2 separate regions of the Homo sapiens genome follow, and region 1 is linked to region 2. A link is a contact called in ENCODE Hi-C or POLR2A ChIA-PET data. All regions are on one chromosome and are shown on one strand. Each heading gives the region's core, a stretch centred on a gene start or an enhancer-like site at or near the end of the contact. The rest is flanking DNA. Distances are from core to core; before and after follow the strand shown.

Region 1 (7,345 bases), core at 990-3,489, 280 kb before region 2:
CCAGTAGGGCTAGAACATTAGAGGATTAGCAGATGAGGGAGGCTGGAACCTTGTGATAGTCCATACAGTTAAGATTACATCATATGTATCTTAATACTAAAAAGTAACTAGAATTCCCATATGCCAAATATCTTGGTACTAATTCTACAACTCTTAAATTATAGTGGAGAGCTTTAGCTCCCTTGCCAAGTTAGAAATTACCTATAAAGTTCTGGCCCTGGATCTTCAAAGAAAACACTAATAATTTAGACTTTATTAACACTGGTAGATATATTGGTAAGTAGAACAGCAAAGGGAAAAGTATTTGATATCACTACTAAGTCAGCACCTCCCCCATCAACAATGCCACTATACCACTACACCTGCCACCAAAACTATAAACCTACCTGTTCACCTCCTCTCTTCCTTCCCCTCCCTTTATTTACATGTGCTCTGGGTCTCAGCTCCCCTTCCTTTCTGGGTACTTCACTCTATCGTATCAGCTAACCCCTTTTACATCATTAACTCTCCCAGTCTAATGGTTCCTTCTTAGCAGCATATAAACAAGCTCTGGTAACAACACTTTGAAAAAAAAGCATTCTTATTCCAAAACTCTCTTCAAATCACAGATAAGCTTCTTAAAGAGTTGTTTATGGCTGGGCACCGGTGGCTTACGCCTGTAATCCCAACACTTTGGGAGGCTGAGTCGGGTCGATCACTTCAAGTCAGGGGTTCAAGACCAGCCTGACCAACATGGCGAAATCCCATCTCTACTAAAAATACAAAAATTAGCCAGATATGGTGGTGGATGCCTGTAATCCCAGCTACTCAGGAGGCTGAGGCAAGAGAATCACTTGAATCTGGGAGATGGAGGTCACAGTGAGCCGAGATCGTGCCACTACACTCCAGCCTGGGCAATAGAGTGAGACTCTGTCTCAAAAAAATAAGTAAGTAAAATAAAAAATAAAAATAAAAAAAGAGCTGGCCAGGCACGGTGGCTCACGCCTGTAATCCCAGCACTTTGGGAGGCCGAGATGGGCGGATCACCTGAGGTCAGGAGTTTGATACCAGCCTGGCCAACATGATGAACCCCTGTCTCTACTAAAAATACAACAATTTGCCGGGCATGGTGGTGCACGCCTGTAATCCCAGCTATTCGGGAGGCTGAGGCAGGAGAATTGCTTGAACCCGGGAGGCGGAGGTTGCAGTGAGCTGAGATGGTGCCACTTCACTCCAGCCTGGGCGACAGAGCAAGATTCTGTCTCATAAAAATATCAATAATAAAATAAAATTTAGGTCAATAAATGTCAAAAGAATATAACTTTAATGAATATATTTACTAACAACAAAACTAATTTAAATTAGAAATAAATATTTGAAAGTCCCAAATATTTAGAAATTAAAAACACAAGGGGCAAAAGAAGAAATCACAAAAAATAGAAAATATTAAAAACTGAATAATAAGGAAAACAGTATGATAAAATTTGTGAGATGCATATACACAGTGCTTAAAGGAAAATGTATTGCTTTAAATGCTTATTTTAGAAAAGAGAAAGTTTTTAAACCAATGAACAAAATTTCCACCTTAAGAAGCTAGGAAAAGAGAAAATTAAACTGAAAGCAAGCAGAAAAAAATTAGAAAGAGCAGAAATTCATGAAACAGAAAGTAAACACTAAAAAAATCCATTATTGTTATCTACTAGAAAGAGCCCAAGGTAAGTTATTGTTGCACTAAGAATTCACTAGGAATTAAGTCGAATCAACATAGACTAATGCTTCTATAAATCATTTGATATTCAAAATAATAACCTGTGTTCCAAGACAATGTACATGAGAAATACAGTTAAATACATTTTCCTAAGCCACTTCTACCCAAATATTATAAAAGGTAAACTTCTCTGAAGATATTCACCTTCATCAAAATTCCAAACACTTTTGACAAACTATGTAACAACTTAGGGCAAATTAAACCAATCCAAGTCTAGCTAAAAAACAATCTAAAAAGTAGTCAGGCCTAAGAAGTCCTAGGAAAGAAACTAGATTATTCAACAGAATTTTGCTCTATATCATAAATATGAAAAGTATTACTGGCTATTAAAGTTAATGATCTAAAAACTGTGTAGCTAACTAAGTCTACTAGTAAGCCCACAATTTCCATCCATCAGCTCCTTCTTCCTCAGTAAATCCCCACATTAGCTGAACACACCTGACCAAATAAAAACTAGATTTCTCAGCCTCCCCTACAGCTAGCTGTGACCTGTAGCTAGGTATGCCCATGTGACTTAGTTCTAGCCAGTGGGATAAAAGTGAAAGCAGAGTGTGCTCCTTCTAGGAAGTTGTCTTAAAGATAGAGAACCTTCCTTTCTCCTTCCTATTCTTACTTCCTGTTTACTAGAATATGGTTGTGATGGCTGATATTAGAGTAAGCCCTCTTCCACAGATAGCAAAGCATCAAGACAGAAAATGTCTATAAGTTCTGAGGATGGTGGAGTTACCCTAACACCCCTGTAGTGCCTATATACACATGAAAGAAAACTAAATTTCTATCTGAAGCCTTTGGTTTTATTTTGTCACTTGTGACCAGTTAATATTAACTGATACAAATTATATCCTTAACCAATTAAGAAGGGAGGGGAATTTATATCATTAAAGTTTCAAAAAGGCTGTTTAAGCCTTTAAGACATTAAAACAGCTAAAGATCATCAAGTGAATGATCGAAAATTTGATGTAACTAAAACATTGCACACATATTAGTCAAAAACAACATAATATACCAACCTGGGATGTTCTAGTATATTCTTCATACAGCCTATCATACTCTTTACTCTTCTCCTGATACTGAGAGTGGTATTCTTGCAGTTTTTTACCTACTGCATCAATATTATCTTCTTTTACCAACTGATCCTATACAGGTAAAGAAAAAAATAAAGAATGTTAACAATTCTGACATATGTGGAAATAGATTTTCCACATCTATTTTTTAAAGGAAAATATCACCTCAACCATCTATTAAACTATATTTCAACTGTACAACTTTAAGCCACTGTATTAATATCAAGCACACAAATGTACCAAATCCTTTGATAATATTAAGATCAGCCTTTAAGTCACATCAAAATGATTAATACTTTAAAAATTAAGAAATGAAGTGGGAGACATAAACATAAGTATTTTTATATAAAGGTAACAAGTACATGCAATAAGATATTACAGAAGGGTAGCCACAAAATAAGTTCCAAAAATATCTAAAATCTTAAGTATGCACTAGGCGCAATGACTCATGCCTATAATCCCAACACTTTGGGTGGTCAAAGTGAGATGACTGCTTGAGCCCAGGAGTTCAAGACTAGCCTGGGCAACATGGCAAGACCCTGAAGTTGTGGCATGCACCTGTGATCCCAGCTACCGGGGAGGCTGAGGCAGGAGGACCACTTGAGCCCAGAAGGTCAAGACTGCAGTGAGCCATATTCATGCCACTGCAATCCAGCCTGGGCAACAGAGACCCTGTCTCAAAGTAAATAAATAAATAACAAAATGGCTAGTTTTTTAAAACTGATAAGCCTGGTAAATAAAATCAAATAAGGCTGTTAAATAATCACTTGCTCAATAGCTAGCAAGGATTTCCATAATCATACCTGTTGGTATCTGGACACTGGGTACATCAGCTTCACATCAAGTTTGGGATTGTACTGAGCAAGAGATTCATGGTGATAGTGGTTAATGAGCTCCACCACGGAATTAAATGTCAGAGGATCAGAAAAGCCATATTTACCATCCCGGTGATAGATCTTTATTAACTTATTATTGCCTCCCTTCCTGTGAACAACAAGACAACAACTGTGGATTTTTTTCCCCCAAATTCAACTGAACTACTGCTTTCATATGGAGACGTGAAAGCTTGGTGTCACATGATAAACAAGTTTTACTATGTTAATGAGGCTGGAAGGAGTGAAAAGGCATGTTATTCTGTGTGTGAACATATATATATATATATATATATATAATTCATTTTGCATTGTTTTGTCCATAAAATACTTTGGTTATTAAAGGTCAACATATCTACACAGCATTCAGTATGAACAAATGTAGCAAAAAAAATCACTTAAGAAAAATAAAACAGAAGTAAATTCTATTTTTGTTTATATTCTGAATGAATTTTCAAATTTAAATTCTATCAATATTTTTATCAGGAAGAACAGAAAAAATCTCTTAAGGACCTAAAGATATGTGGTTGTATGTCTCTGTGGGGGGAGCAGAAGCCATCTCTATATGAAGGGAATGATAAACATTTGTCACACAATCACCAACATACTCAAGGTTTTGTTGTTAATGCACAAACATAACTGAGCTCCTTAATCTATGATTTATAGCTGCATAATTAATCTAGAACCTTATACTATTTTGTCTTTTACACTTGCTTATAATTCTCAGAAATGACTGTTCAGGCAATCACAACATGTAAATGATTCAAGTCATTCAACTGTTTTACAAAGTATAGCTTTTGAAGAGCTATGTATATTAGATGAATGTAATTTCATGCTTGGACAGTTCAGGCCACCTTTGTTTACTGAGTCATATCTAAATGGACCCTTAAAAGATAATTTATAACTAAAGTTTAAAATAGCAATGTTTTGCAAGTCCCATAAGGCATAATCTAAAACCACAGCAGGTTGATTCATAGCAAAATGCTGTACCATTCCCATTCAACCATTCTTACAGCAGCACGCAGGCTTATGCCCCTAACTCTCTTTATGCCATGCCATTTTATATAAATAGCATTTACATAAATGACCATTTTATATAAATGACCTTTTTGTAAAAGGTCAAACACAGTAAGATTGACCCTATAAGCTGATTTAAACAATGTTTAGGTCAGTTTTTAGATGGATGATAAATTATTTCTATTAAATATACATGAGAAGGACCATCTAATCATATACAGTTACTATAAATGTGTACACTCACACATACAATAATTGCAAGCTGGCCTCTCTGTTAAAGTTAAAAGACATTCATTCATTTAAAATTATGTGCTGAATATCTATGTGCCAGGAATTACACAATGCACTACAGATATATGATAAACAAGCCAGACACAGTCCATGCTCTCATGGAGCTTCCAGTTTAACAGCATAAGGAACATATCTCTGTCTTTCAGTTTATTAAGGAAGATAACAAACTTCTCAAGATAGAACACAAAAATAAACAACTAAATATACCAAATAGTAATAAGTCTGTTGGGAAAAAAAATAAAGCAGAGTAAAGGGAAAGGAGTTCTTGTGATGGAGGAATTGTTTGTACTGCTCAAGGAAAACCTCTCTGTTCAGGTGACATTTGAACAGAGTTCTAAGTGAAGTGAGGGAGCTAGTACAGCAGATATGTACGGGAAGTTTCCTAGAGAGAGGTGCGGTAAGGGCATGCTTGGCATGTTCGAGGAACAGCAAGAAGGCCAGTGATGCTGGGCCTGAATGACCAAAAGGGAGAGTAATAGGAGACTAGGTAAGACATGTAAAAGGAGCTTAGATTATGTAATAACAGTCTGTAGGTTACTGTAAGGGCTTTAGCTTTTACTGAGTGAGAAGGGGAGGCACAAAAAGGTTTTCAGTAGAATCATATAATCTATCTTGTGGCTTAAAAGATTCACTCTAGCTGCTGAGTTGAGAAAAGACTGTTCAAAGGAGGCAGCAGTAGAAGTGGAAAGATCACTTGTGAAACTTTTATAATAATCTAGGCAAGGCATGATGGTGTCTTGGATGAGGGTAGCAGTAGTAGAGGTCATGAGAAATAGTGAGATTCTTAACATATTTTGAAGATAGAGCTGACAGGATTTGCTGATGGCTTGGATACAAATATGACAGAGAGACAAGATAAAGATGATTTCAAGGTTTTTGTCATAAGCAATCAGAAGAATGGAATTGTCATTTATTGACATGAAGAAGGCTATTTAAAAAGAATGTGTTTAGACCAGGCACGGTGGCTCACGCCTGTAATCCCAGCACTTTGGGAGGCCAAGGCAGGCAGATCACTTGAAATCAGGAGTTCGAGACCAGCCTGACCAATGTAGTGAAACCCCGTCTCTACTAAAATACAAAAATTAGCCTGGCGTGGTGGAGGGCACCTGTAATCCCAGCTATTCAGGAGCCTGAGGCAGAAGAATTGCTTGAATCCAGGAGGCAGAGGTTGCAGTGAGCCGAGATCACGCCACTGCACTCCAGCCAGGGGTACAGAGTAAGATGCCATCTCAAAAAAAAAAAAAAGAATATGTTTAAAGGGGGAAAAAGTTTGGTTTTAGACACTTTAAGTTTGAGATGCCTCCTAAACATTCAAAAGCAGATGATCCAGCAGGCTACTTAAAGAATCTAAAGTTCAGGAGAAAGGTCTGGGCTAAAGATAGAAATTCAGGAGTTACCAGCCGATGTATGTTATTTGATGGTGAGCATAGCTGGACAGAAAAAGAGGTCCAAGGCCTAAGCACTGGGGTATGCCAATGTTTGGTGGTCAGAGACATGGAAGGAAGAATCAGCAAAGGAAACCAAAAGGGAGCAATTAATGAAGTGAGAGGAGAACTAAGAGTGTGATATCCTAAAAACCAATACGTACAAAAGCACTTCAACAAAGAGGAAATTATCAACCAAGTCCAATGATAATTAGGTTTGGCAAAGTAGATAGCACTAAATGAACTGACTAAATGGTTTCAGTGAAATGGTAAGGATAGAACCCTGACTGGAATGGATTCAAGAAAATGAAAGAAGATAGAAATGCCCATAGACAAGTGTCTCGAGGAACACTGCTATAAATAAGGGCAGAGAAATAGGGAAGTATCTAGAAAGAGATATAGGGTCAATTATTTACTATTCTTAAATGGGAGATAATAGAGTATATTTATATGCTGATGGGAATGACTCAATAGACAAAAATTGTTGATCCAACAAAGAGGACAAGATTATTCCTAGAGTGATGTCCTTGAGTAGATTAGAGGGATGGGATGGGATCCAGTCTACAAACAGAGAAGCAGACCCTGGACAAGGACATGAACAGTCATCCACTGGAACAGAAAAGCGGCAGACTATTCACATTAATGTGTAAATATGTTGATAGCTGTGGTAATAGGAGCATGAAGGAGTTCTCGTCTGACTGTGTCCATATATCAGTGAAATTAAAAGCAAGTTCTATAGTTAAAAGTGGGAAGAAAGGCTGTCCTTTAAAAGAGAAAAAAAGAACATGTGAAATTGTCATTTACGAAACTGACGAGGAAGCAGGATGAATGCATTGTGGAAATGCAGAAGTTAAGCTGGGCAGTTTTAAAGGTCACTTAAGGTTAGTGGTCATAATTAATGTGAAACCAGTCCATGTGGTCACGTCCCCT
Region 2 (7,312 bases), core at 2,660-5,159:
TGGATATCCCAATCCCTTCATAATTGATCATTATACATCATATACATGTATCAAAATATCACATGTACTCCCAAAATATGTACAATTATTATATATCAATAAAAATCACCAGCCTGACTTTGGGAGGCCGAGGCGGGCGGATCACGAGGTCAGGAGATCGAGACCATCCTGGCTAACACGGTGAAACCCCGTCTCTACTAAAAATACAAAAAATTAGCCGGGCGAGGTGGCGGGCGCCTGTAGTCCCAGCTACTCGGGAGGCTGAGGCAGGAGAATGGCGTGAACCCCCGGGGGCGGAGCCTGCAGTGAGCCGAGATTGCGCCACTGCACTCCAGCCTGGGCGACAGCGAGACTCCGTCTCAAAAAAAAAAAAAAAAAAAAAAAAAAAAAAAAAATCACCAGCCTGGCCAACATGGTGAAACCCTGTCTCTACTAAAAATACAAAAGAAAAAAAAATTAGCCAGGTGCGGTGGCGGGTGCCTGTAATCCTAGCTACTCAGGAGGCTGAGGCAGGAGAATCGCTTGAACCTGGGAGGCGGAGGTTGCAGTGAGCCGAGATCATGCCATTGCACTCCAGCCTGGGCAACAAGAAGGAAACTCCAACTCAAAAAAAGAAAAAATTAAAAAAAAAAAAGAAAATAGAAGTGAAGGGACATTTCCTAAATTCATTTTATGAGGCCAGCATTACCCTGATATCAGAATCAAACAAAGACTTTATAAGAAGAAAAAACTGCAGGCAAATACGACTCATTAACTCAGACCCAAGAATCCCAACAATCTGGGAGGCCGGAGCGGGCGGATCACGAGGTCAGGAGATCGAGACAATCCTGGCTAACACAGTGAAACCCCATCTCTACTAAAAATACAAAAAATTAGCCGGGCGCGGTGGCGGGCGCCTGTAGTCCCAGCTACTCGGGAGGCTGAGGCAGGAGAATGGCGTGAACCCGGGAGGCGGAGCTTGCAGTGAGCAGAAATAGCGCCACTGCACTCCGGCCTGGGTGAAAGAGCAAGGCTCCGTCTCAAAAAAAAAAAAAAACACACACACACACACAAAAAAGAATCCCAACAATATTTAAAAAGAATACTGTATCATCGGCTGGGCGCAGTGGCTCGTACCTGTAATCGCAGCACTTTGGGAGGCCAAGGTGGGTGGATCACCTGAGGTCAGGAGTTCAAGACCAGATTGGCCAACATGGCAAAACCCTGACTCTACTAAAAATATAAAAATTAGCTGGGCGTGGTGGCCTGCACCTGTAGTCTCAGCTACTCAGGAGGCTGAGGCAGAAGAATCGCTTGAACCTGGGAGGCGTGGGTTGCAGTGAGCCAAGATTGTGCCACTGCACTGCAGCCTGGGTGACAGAGCAAGACTCTGTCTAAAAGAAAAAAAATACTGTATTTGTATCATGAATTGATGTGTTTTTTACAAGAATGCAAAGTTGGTTCATATTGAAAAGTCAGTCAACATGATGCATCATAGTAATGGAATAAAGAAGTAAAACTGGCTGGGCGCAGGGGCTCACACCTAATCACAGCACTTTGGGAGGTGGGCGGATCACCTGAGATCAGGAGTTCGAGACCAGCCTGGCCAACACGGTGAAACCCCATCTCTACTAAAAATACAAAAATTAGCCAGGCGTGGTGGTGCATGCCTGTGATAACAGCTACTCAGGAGGCTGAGGCAGAATAATTGCTTGAACCTAGGAGGCGGAGGTTGCAGTGAGCCGAGATGGCACCACTGCACTCCAGCCTGGTGACAGAGCGAAACTCCGTCAAAAAGAAAAAAAAAAAAAAGGAGTAAAACTGTATGATCATCTTAACAGAAAAAAAAAAAAAACTTAAGGAAAATCAACAACTATCATGATTTTTTAAAATCTCAGCAAACTAGGAACAGAAGGGAACTTTCTAAACCTAAGAAAGGACATCTATACACATGCAGGTACACGCACACACAAAACTACAGCTAACATCATATATAATGGTGAAGTACTAAATGCTTTCTTCTTAAGAATGGGAACAAGGCAAGGATGCCTACCATCACCACTTACATTCAACTGTGTACTGGAAGTCCTAGCCAGTGGAATAAAGCAAAGAAAAAAAAAAGGGATATAGATAGAAAAGAAAGAAGTTAAAGTGTCTTTATTTACAAAAGACATGACCATATGCATAGAAAACCTGAACAGATTTCCAAAAAGTTACCAAAAGTAATAATTGAGTTTAGGAAGGTCTCAGGATACAAGGTCAACAGAAAAAATCAATTATATTTTAATATACTAGAATTTTTCTTTTGAGACAGAGTCTCACTCTGTTGCCCAGCCTGGAGTGCAGTGGCATGATCTCAGCTCACTGCAACCTCTGCCTCCTGGTTTCAAGTTATTCTCCTGCCTCGGCCTCCCAAGTAGCTGGGATTACAGGCATGAGCCACCATGCCCAACTAATTTTTGTATTTTTAGTAGAGACTGGGTTTCACCACGTTGGCCTGGCTGGTCTCCAACTCCTGACCTCAGGTGATCCACCCACCTCGGCCTCCCAAGTGCTAGGATTACAGGAATGAGCCACAGTGCCGGCCAGCCTTTTTCTTGAAAAATGAACAAAGTGAGCCTGTCACTTCAAGGAAAATAACTGACAGTATTTGTTGCCAATAAGAAAATTCCAAAATTCCACATTCAAATGCCAAATAAGAAAAAGCTTTCGGCTGGGGGCAGCGTGAGCCACCGCGCCCGGCCAAGTTTTGTATTATTTTTCTTAACTATGTCTTCTCAAATTGCGGAAGCGTTAGGCCCCACAACATTTGACATCACCAGTAGGGATCCAGTGGAGAGGAGGGACATGATCAGAAACTGTGTTTTTAAATGATCATTCAACAGCCAATTATCAGGGTGGGTAGGAGTGAGGCAGGGAGATCAAAAGGCAGGGAGATTGGCTGGGATTACAGGCATTGTTACCAGAAAGGGGTCCCGATCCGGACCCCAAGAGAGGTTCATGGATCTCGCACAAGAAAGAATTCAGGGCGAGTCCGCAATGCAAAGTGAGAGCAAGTTTATTAAAGTACAAGAATAAAAGAATGGATAGTCCATAGATAGAGCAGCTCCAAGGGCTGCTTGCCCATTTTTATGGTTATTTCTTGATGGTACGCTAAACAAGGGGTGGGTTATTCACGCCTCCACTTTTTTTTTTTTTTTTTTTTTTTTTGAGACGGAGTCTCGCTTTGTCGCCCAGGCTGGAGTGCAGTGGCGCGATCTGGGCTCACTGCAAGCTCCGCCTCCCGGGTTCACGCCATCCCTCAGCTTCCCGAGTAGCTGGGACTGCAGGCGCCAGCAACCTCGCCCGGCTAATTTTTTGTATTTTTGGTAGAGACGGGGTTTCACCGTGTTAGCCAGGAGGGTCTCGATCTCCTGACCTCGTGATCTGCTCGCCTCGGCCTCCCAAAGTGCTGGGATTACAGGCGTGAGCCACCACGCCCGGCCAGGTCCCGAAACTTAAGCTTCATTTGTTTCACTGCAAATCTGCTTCTGCCTACAAGCCTGGTCTCATTTTCCTCTACCTAAGGATCTTCCTCCATGCAATTTCGGCCTAGGAGGCCCTTCCCGCCCCTTTTCGCCTAGCTAACTCTTTCGGTACTCAACCACCAACTCCTAATCCTCCCTGGTCCCCCAAGTGGGCTAGGGGCTTCTTGGGAGTCCCTCGCACTGCTCTAAGCATCCAGGCAGAGTCATTATTCCGGGTGCCAGGTTGCTCTTTTTCCAGCAGCCTTCAGGGGACTCCTGGCTGGGCGGAGTCTGTAGAGGCGCGCGGAGTCCTGGGAGAGCGTCAGATGTATTTCCTTTCCCTTTTTTCGCTCGTGTCCCGCCGGGTGGCGCTCACCACCTCCCCGGAACACGCGAGTCTCCTGTCGCGGTTCCGGTCGGAATTACCCCGTGGAGCACGCCGATATGGCTGCGCTGACACTGAGGGGTGTCCGGGAGCTGCTGAAGCGTGTGGACCTCGCGACGGTCCCGCGGAGACATCGATATAAGAAGAAATGGGTAAGGTCCGGCTGGGGGCGCAGGAGGGAAAAGTGAGGGTGGAAACTTCTCCAGTCTTTCCGTTTCCCGGCCCTCTAGAACGCCTAGCGTCTTTCCCAAGCACTCCACGGAACGTCCTTAGGCACCTCCCTCTCTCGTCTTTTCCGTCACCGCCTCTGTCCGCACTCTATGTCCCGAGCGTTAGTGTCTTCCACTTGTTACGTCTGCAGTCTCCTGACTCCGCCCAAGTTGCGTCATCACCTTCGCCTTCATTCTTTTAGTGATGTCACTGTCTCTTGTTCCCCAGCTGTGTCCACCTACCTTTCTGTCCCCCACTCCCCCTTTTACTTCCCTCCCTCCCCTCCCCCTTTCCCTTGCCCATTCTTCCCCCACATGACTTCTCCTTTCCTCATTGATTTTCCAGCCCGGTCGCCCTCACCCCTCGGAAAATACCATAGCGACCTTGCCTGCACTCCTGGGTCTCCGCCGCCTTGCAGGAAAGGATTCAGCCCCTTCCTCAACCTCGAGCTGCCTCTGGCGACCGGGCAAGGTTACAGCGACCACCCTGTCCATACTGCCGGCCCAAACCCTGGCAAAAGGTGCAACGAATCCTCTCATCCTCTGGACTCTCCTTGCTTCTCCAGAGACCCTTTTTCTTGCCTCACTGGAAGCCCTGGAATTTCTTCTATGACCGGCACGCCCCCCTGCCCACCCCAGCCGATTCCCTCGCCACCTCCACCATCTCTTCCACCCCCACAACCTTCCTCGCACTCAGGGAGATGGTCTTTTGAGTCCTCTTCCCCACTCCTGGAAAGGACCTACTGCCGCTAGCCCTGCCACTCGGGTTCCCCACTCTCCAGCCCTTATTTTGAGCAGTTCAGCATTCCGGGGTCACCCCCTCTCTGTCAGCGGACACCTTATTGCAGCTGGATGAGTCCCTCCAGAATGCGGCGTCCCTGTCTTCAAGGCACGTACTGTGACCAGCACACTAATCTCTGTTACTCTAGCGGATGGCCTTCAGCTTTTGGAACCAGCCCGGCAACCTCCTTTCCCCTTGCTCATCAGTCCCCGGGAACGAGCCCAGTGACCTCCCCTCAGCTCACTCATGTACCCTTGGAAACTGGACCCATGATTTCGCCTCCTCCTACACATAGGACCCCGGGAACTTGCCTCACGATTTCACCTCCTCTTGCTCGCCGGCCGGTGGAAACTAGTCCTATGGCCTCCCCAACCCTTTCTCACAGAGTTTTGGAAACTGGGCTGATGATCTCTCTGCCCTCTCACTGGTTCTCAGGGAGAAGTTATAATGACCCCCTTCTCTCCCCAGCATCTTCCCCACCTACTGGCAGCTTTTACCATGGCAGCCTTAAGCCTCTAGACTCTTGTGAACCCAAACCACAGCTTGACCTGCCCCTTGAGAAAAATTGTTGTGGCTTCCCACTCTCTTCTCAGGCAGGCATGCCTGGCTCTCCCAGCTCACCTCAGGAGGGCTCTTATCATTACTCCCATCTTTCCTCAGAGGCCTACATACCTACCCCTGGGAGTCCTTGCTATGCCATCTGCCTGTGCCCCGGGAGTACTGATTCTCCTTGCTCACCCCAGTCCCAGGCTCCCAGGAAGGCTTGCATTGAGTCCCTTCTCTCCTGGGAGGCAACTGGGAACTCTTACCTCATCCTAACCCCGGACACCACAACTTCTGGTCCCCCCTGTTCCCAGGAACCATCTCGTCCCCATGGTCCTCATTCTGTCCTTTCCTTCCCTTCACCCCTGGGCAACCAGTTTATATCTCCACCCCAGTCACTTCCCCGCAGAAGCTATAATGAACCCCCTCTTCCCACTCCAGTTTCCCCCCAACCGAAGTCCCCTAAGTCCCCAGAGTTAAGACAGTCACATACTCCCCACAAATGTCTCTCCCTAGTCAACACTCCCCAGCACACCCCTTCTGGCCAGCCCAAGCCCGCTAAGGCCCACACCTGTCCCCCACCTCCCTCCTGCCTCTCTGGTCCTTCTTGTATGCAGCCATACATCACAACTCCTTCAAATTCCAGCCCCAAAGAACTTCCCCCAGGGACTACCTTACTGACTGTGGTCCCTAGAGCTCTCAAAAGTGTTATCCCCACTTCTTTTCCCCTCTGCCTTCCTTGTGATCCTGTCTCGGCCAATAGTTATGCTCAGAGCAGCCGCCATGGACCCTCCATAGGGCCCCCCTGCAATACCCATATATGCTCTGTGGTTCCCTCCACCCCCCATCCCTGCCCACTGTCTGGCTCCCTCAATCATTCGACAGGCCCCCCTCCCATTGTGCCCCTGTGTGACACCTATAGCACTCCCAGGGGCCCACCCCAACCTCGTTGTCAGCCTGTGATGCCTCCTTGTTCTACCCACATCTATTCTTTTATCCCTTTGAGAACACCCTTTGATCCTCAAAGTTTACCCATTGTCCCCCGAGTCCGGGCCTACCCTGATACTGTCCCCTGTGGCCTCCATATCTACCCTGTGGCCTCTCAAGGCCCTTGCAAAGAGCCTCTGCAGATCCCCTACAGCTGCCCTTTGCCTTCATCCAAGGATTCCAGCTGTAGCACCAATCCCAGCTGTAGTTCGACTATTATTAGCAAATGCCAGAGTAGTGACAGCGAGAGCAGGAGTTCCCACCAAAGCCAAAGCCGGAGCCAAAGCAAGAGTCCCCATGATGGCAGAAGTCAGAGCTGGAGCAAGAGGCATCATCTGAGCAGAAGTCCAAGTCAGAAAAGCAGTCCCTATCCTAGCAGAAGCTGGGGCCGGAGCAGTAATCCTCAACAAAACACAAGTCAGGGCCAGAGTGAGAGTCCCCAACTTAGCATAAATGAGCACCAGGGTGAGAGTCCCCAAATTAGCAGAGGTCAGGGCAAGAGCAAGAGTCTATGATGGCAAAAGTCGGAACCGGAGCAAGAGTCCCCAACATGGCAAAGGTCAAGGCCAGAGCAAGAGTCCCCAACATAGCAGGAGCCAGAGCAAGAGTCCCAGCGAGGCAAAAGTCACAGAGCAAGAGTCCTCACCATAACAAGAAATGAGGGCCAGAGCAAAAGTTCTGACCAGACCAAAAATCTAGGCCAGAGCAAGGCATAGATAGTAACAAGATTGCCAGCTATAGCAAGCATCCCAGCTGCAGCAACCAGGACCGACTTGTGCACTCCTCATCTGAAGTCTTCATTTCTCTTTTACTCTGCCTCCTTGTTCTTGTCCTCTTGTCCCCTGCTACCCCCATAGCAGTCATCCTAGAAGTCCCTGTTTTGGTTCACACCTCAAGATTCTGTGGGCCCTCCTTATCCAAC

Evidence for each region. A loop is a pair of places that touch in the nucleus more often than their neighbours do. ChIA-PET counts read pairs that join two places held with the same protein, here RNA polymerase II (POLR2A). Pooled maps may share reads with other maps.
Region 1: a map with no recorded cell type shows a loop between it and region 2 (2.7-fold over the local background). The contact joins the enhancer-like site here to the promoter of NSUN4 in region 2. A Hi-C loop is called at or near these places in 7 of 37 single-sample maps with no recorded cell type and 4 of 50 pooled maps. POLR2A ChIA-PET finds 5 or more read pairs at or near these places in 2 of 52 experiments (WTC11 and activated T-cell).

The regions. Positions count from the first base shown.
Region 1 is chr1:46,063,297-46,070,641 of GRCh38, forward strand. It overlaps P3R3URF-PIK3R3 (P3R3URF-PIK3R3 readthrough), which reads right to left. Exons shown (of 10, transcript NM_001303427.2): 4 at 3,615-3,795; 5 at 2,758-2,883. PIK3R3 (phosphoinositide-3-kinase regulatory subunit 3) reads right to left here. Exons shown (of 10, transcript NM_003629.4): 4 at 3,615-3,795; 5 at 2,758-2,883. Among named protein-coding and RNA genes, the nearest start is that of PIK3R3, 66 kb to the right of the region's middle. RefSeq lists an enhancer at 2,298-2,347. Within about 2 kb of position 2,240, at least 3 of the 41 ENCODE cell types and tissues checked have a DNase peak (open chromatin) inside an H3K27ac peak, as active enhancers do.
Region 2 is chr1:46,336,898-46,344,209 of GRCh38, forward strand. It overlaps NSUN4 (NOP2/Sun RNA methyltransferase 4), which reads left to right and starts at 3,910. Exons shown (of 6, transcript NM_199044.4): 1 at 3,910-4,022. The coding sequence starts at 3,930. RefSeq lists enhancers at 2,311-3,110, 3,771-3,980, 5,108-5,197.